2 separate regions of the Homo sapiens genome follow, and region 2 is linked to region 1. Evidence: chromatin contacts called from ENCODE Hi-C data. All regions are on one chromosome and are shown on one strand. The core of a region is the stretch at or near the end of the contact, and the rest is flanking DNA. Distances in the headings are between cores, read along the strand shown.

Region 1 (2,625 bases), core at 51-2,550:
TCAAGTCAAGATGAAGGTCAAGGAACTCGAAAGCTTTCCCCGCTGCTTAGAATGCAGATGCTGCCAGCCAACACCAGAAGGAAAGAAGTGGTGCACCGGGAGGGGTGGGCAGGCACGGGGTGGGGTGAGGGATACAGAAATTCCAGCCTTGGTTACACATCTTGGGCTATCAGCTAAGTAGTCTCCACTGCAATAGCTCCCCTGAAGGTGCAAGACCACAAGTTTTGGAGGAGGAGAAAGTTGACCCTAATGATAATCGGATCCAATTCCTTTTGCAAATGAGGAAACTGAAGACCACAGCAGCAGCAACGTTACTCAAGAACCAAGTTGGTGGCAGGGCTGGGCTCAGGATGTGGGGTTCCTGAATTCAAGGCCAAATTTGCCCTTTTGCAGGAAGGAAACTGCCAGTTTTTCATGGCAGTAGGGGAGGGCAGCTTTCCTCCAGTACAGAGACTATCTTTTGTACTTAGTGGGAGTTCAGGAAATGCTGAGTGGCTTATGGTGGGCTGGCATCTGCTCCAGGAAGGGCTGCAGGAGTCTGATTTATCTCCACCCCAGCACAGGGTATAGCACCCACTGGGTGCTCAACGCATTTGTTGATGAAGGACTAACACCTATTGAGTGCTCGCCATGCAGTGCTGGGTGCCTTCTTTGAATGTCACATTTAACCCTTCCAGCAACCCTAGAATTAGGTACCATTACTATCCCGCTTTTTTTTTTTTTCCCTGCAAACAGGCTCAGGTTAAGTAATTCCTCAGAATTCCAAACCTGACTGCTTTTAAGCACGACGATGACTCTCAATGAATGTTGAAAGCAGATGCGCCCCAGAGTAGGGCTTCTCAGACTTTGACCGTAGGGACCTCCTGGGGTCCGTAAAATGTCCACTCTGATCCAGCAGGGCTGGGCTGGGGCGGGGATTCTGTCAAGCGCCCGGGTGGTGCCTCCACTGCAGGGAGCCGCTCACGAGCCGAACCCGGCGGTCCCTGTAATCATGAAAGACTGAAGCGACCCCTAGGTGTACCTCCGCCACGAAATGTTTATTGGGCCCTGCATTTAATTCAGGGAAGGAAGTTACCGCGCTTGCCAGTTTACAAAGATACACAAACGGCCTGGACCGGGATGGGGCGAGGACCCCTGAGACTCCAGGGCGGTGGCGTCTTCCCCCCGGGACGCGCCCAGGAGTGGCGCGCGGGGCCCCCGCGTCACGGCGCCCGCGCTCCGCAGCTCCCGGAGCCCGGCGGGCCCGCCCCAGGGGCGGGACGGGGCGGCTCCCGGCGCGAGCCCCCGCCCAGCTGATCCGCCGCTCTCCGCCTCGCTTGCTCCTGCCGGGCGTGCAGGGCCCCGCCGCCGCCATGTCGGGCTCGTTCGAGCTCTCGGTGCAGGATCTCAACGACCTGCTCTCGGACGGCAGCGGCTGCTACAGCCTCCCGAGCCAGCCCTGCAACGAGGTCACCCCGCGGATCTACGTGGGCAACGCGTGAGTCCCTTTCGCGAGCCCGGCCCCGCCGTCCCTCTCGGGACGCCCCGCCCACCCGAGGCTGGGGTCGGGGTGTCGCGAGTCTTGGGTTGGGGGAGCCCGGGCGCGATGGCCCCTCCGGGAGCCACAGCGGGGGCTTGGGAGGGGCCTGGAGTCGACGCCTACCCCCGCGCGTGGGGCCAAGGAACTGGAACCCTGCCTGGCCGGGCGCGGCCCTTCCCCGTGGCGGGGTGCACGGAGCCCGGGTGGCGCCTGCCCGGGTCCCAGCCGCCACCCGCTTGGGGCTTGGCCTTGGGCGGGGTCGGGGCTACCATGTTCACTTAACAGGTGACCCTCGGTCGCCCGGCCGGTCTCCTGCCCGCGCGTCATGTGACAGCTGCCTGGTTCTGCAGTGAGGTCACCGCGGAATGTCTGCCTTCGCCGCCATGGCAACGGGCCGACGTCACAATTCGGGCATGGAATTTTCCCGGCCCGGCAGTCCCGGATCAGGGAACCTAAACACCCCAAATGAGCGAGTCCGGGGAGCTGGGCCGGGATTTCCAGGCCCCCACCTTCCAGATGTGATTTGATTTACAGGAGATTCTAGAACGGTCCAGTGATAACCCCCCTAAGGACCTGAGCCACCACCTAGAAAAGGCTCTTGACCTTTCACCCCCAGGCTCTGTCACCCAGGCTGGAGTGCAATGGCGAGATCTCGGCTCACTGCAACCTCTGCCTCCTGGGTTCAAGCAATTCTCCTGCCTCAGCCTCCCGAGTAGCTGGGATTACAGGCGCCCGCCACCACGCCTGGCTACTTTTTGTATTTTTAGTAGAGACGGGGTTTCACCATATTGGCCAGGCTGGTCTCTTGGCCAGGCTGGTCTCAAACTCCTGACCTCATGATCCGCCCACCTCGGCCTCCAAAAGTGCTGGGATTACAGGCGTGAGCCACCGCACCCGGACAGTAAGAGATTTTTTTTAATTTAAATTTTAAATTTTTTTTCTAGTAAGAATGTCTAATCAGCAGGAAAGAACCAGTGTTAACATTCTGAGATGTGAAATAGGAGCCTCAAGAAAGAATATATTAGCATGCCTGTACAGCCTTGGAAAGCCTCAAGTTGGATTTTCACGATACTCTGAGGACCCAGTTACCAAAATCCTAAGCTTCA
Region 2 (2,625 bases), core at 45-2,544, 340 kb before region 1:
ACTGGGCTCAAGCAATCCTCCCGCCTCGGCCTCCAAAGTGCTAGGATTGATGACAGGCAAGAGCCAATGCACCTGGCCCCTTTAAAACTTTTTTTTTTGAGGCAGAGTTTCACTCTTGTTGCCCAGGCTGGAGTGCAATGGCACGATCTTGGCTCACTGCAACCTCCGCCTCTCAGGTTCAAGGGATTCTACTGCCTCAGCCTCCTGAGTAGGTGGGATTACAGGCGCCTGCCACCACGCCCGGCTAATTTTTTTGTATTTTTAGTAGAGACGGGGTTTTACCATAATGGCCAGGCTGGTCTCAAACTCTTGACCTCAGGTTATCCGCCTGCCTCCGCCTCCCAAAGTGCGGGGATTACAGGCGTGAGCCACCATGCCCGGTCCCCTATAAAACTTTTAATGTCTGGATAATATTTTACTGAATGAATGTCTCCTGCTTTGCTTGCCAATTCCCTATCGATGGATATTTAGGTTGTTTTCAACTTTTCACATCATTACAAACAATCTCATGTTCATTTTTTAACATAACAACGTTTATTTATTTGGAATACATTTTTGTTAGTGGAATTGCTGGGTCATTGACAAATTGTCTAGGTCTAATTAAACATGTTCATACTGTGTACCAAGAGGAGATGTAGCGTGGATGGCACCAAAGTCAGGGAAGTCTTTCCGGCTCCTGGTCTGCTGGTCTGCCCTTTTGAAGGCCTTGGAGTGTTACAGCCATACCCTGGCCTTTCCCAGGCTTTTCTTTCCCTGGCACGGATGCAGTGTGTGCGGTCAGAGCTGGCGAGTTCGAGACTTGTCCGAACCATCCACCCGCAGCCAGGCCCCGCTGCAGAGGCTGCGGTGGCCCTCCCAGCCCCTGGGAATCTATCCCCAGGTCCCCTCCCCGACCGCGGGAGGGCGTGTTAGGGGAGCAGCTTAGGCAAGCGACGATTGCACCATCCACGTTTTGAAAAGAAAGTCCGGGGAGCGCAAGGAGGAAACTTTTACAATCCAAAGGTTGAGCCCCAGCATCCATACTCGGCCCCTGCAGCGATCCTTCCACTCCTGCTCGCTGGGTTCCGATCCCTTCCCTTCCACCCCGTCTCGGCCGAACCCTGTGCTGGGCACTGGCCCTTTAAGGAGCTGTCACGATGGCGTCGCTGGCCCCGCCCGGCGGGGAGGGCCGAGAGGCAGGGGAGGGGTTGGTGGTGGCTGCGGGCAAGGGGAAGGCGGGGGGGGCTGGGGGGGGGGTCTGGGTCTATTTTTAGCTCCGGGTCGGGTCACGTGACGGGAGTGACGTCTCCGAATGTTGTTGTTGGTGGCGGCGGCGAGCGGAGCCGGAGGAGCCGCCGCAAAGATGGAGGAGCCGTCGAGGAGGTGCTGCCGCCGCTGCCGCCGCCGCTGCTGCCGCCGCCGCCCGCGAAGCCGGAGCTCGAGCCGCAGCGGGTGAGCGCGCCGCCCCGGCCCAGATCCCATCTTCCCCGGACCCCGGGACGCGAGGCGGCGCCCCCTCCTCCTGCTGTCTCTGTCCGCGGGCTCCCAGCGCGCGCGCCGCGCTCCGCGCCCCCCTTCCTTCCTCCCGGCCCTGGGAGCCAGCCGGCGCCCCCCGGGAGCATCGGCAGCCCGTGAGCGGGACATCGGGGTTGCTGCGCGCGCCCCTCCCTGCCCCTCCCAGACAGGGGCGCCTTCCCTACAGGTAAGGGAGGGGCCCGCCTTCTCGCGCCCTGCGCCCCCAAATGGCTCGGAGACCGGCCGGGGTTGTCTGATTTGCCCCTTCCCTGGCGGCGCATGTTGCGTTGCAGAGCCATTTGAGCCCTGCACCCGGATTCTGTGCAGACCCCTCTTCGCTGGACACCCCTTTCTTGGTACTCTGAGGTGAGGGGTGCTGTCCACCCAGAGCGCTTCTCCCCATAGCTACGAACGCATCCTTGATTTTATGTCCTTGACTTCCGTGCATGAGGAGGGGGACTGCGGAGTCCACCTTACTTCTCTCTCCCATTATTCTCACCCCGTCTCCTGTGAGGCGTTACTGCGTTTGTTGCCACCCTCTTCTCCTGTCTGACACCTTGGAGCCAGGATGCGAGAGCTAGGAGATGAAATGGAGCTCCCCCCCAACCCCTTCTTGTCTTGGGTGGATGCCCCCCATTTTTCATCCTGGATCTGTATCTCATGGAAGCGGGGGCACTACCAGTGCCTTATTAACTTGGGGGGAGTCAGCTTCTCCACCCCACCCTTCCCTGGGGCCCTGGGGAAGATGAGAACTGGCTGGGTGTAAGTAATTAATCTGGGAGCTTGGTGGGGGCTGTTGAAGTGGGGAGGTTGGGTGCTTCCTTTGGGAGAGGAGATGACCACTTGATACCCCTGGCTGATACCCCTTCTGAAATGAGGTGTGTCCCTAAAGAGGAAAGGTAACAGCTGCAGTTGCTTTTAGGAGGGTGCAAAAGGGACCCATCACTCAGTCAGTGACCACCATGCTTTTGGGATCTGGGATTAGATTTGGAGCTTGGGGAGGTGGTGGTGATTGGTTTCAGTGTCCAACTGGGAGGGGAGGATGGAGCCAGATTATGGGAACAAAAGGAGGTGGGGGGGAGGGTGAGATCCAGGAGTCTTGGTCAGAGGGACCCCTAGCCAGATTGCCTT

Evidence for each region. A loop is a pair of places that touch in the nucleus more often than their neighbours do. Pooled maps may share reads with other maps.
Region 2: a loop to region 1 is called in a pooled map, with 6 times the contacts of the local background. The contact joins the promoter of HDAC5 here to the promoter of DUSP3 in region 1. A Hi-C loop is called at or near these places in 1 of 168 maps with a recorded cell type or tissue (gastrocnemius medialis) and 8 of 50 pooled maps.

What each region holds. Positions count from the first base shown.
Region 1 is chr17:43,777,652-43,780,276 of GRCh38, reverse strand. It overlaps DUSP3 (dual specificity phosphatase 3), which reads left to right and starts at 1,300. Exons shown (of 3, transcript NM_004090.4): 1 at 1,300-1,477. The coding sequence starts at 1,353. RefSeq lists a silencer at 1,120-1,809 and an enhancer at 1,742-2,036.
Region 2 is chr17:44,122,310-44,124,934 of GRCh38, reverse strand. HDAC5 (histone deacetylase 5) reads left to right here and starts at 1,294. Exons shown (of 27, transcript NM_005474.5): 1 at 1,294-1,431. RefSeq lists an enhancer at 933-1,092 and silencers at 1,183-1,242, 1,313-1,412, 1,463-1,602.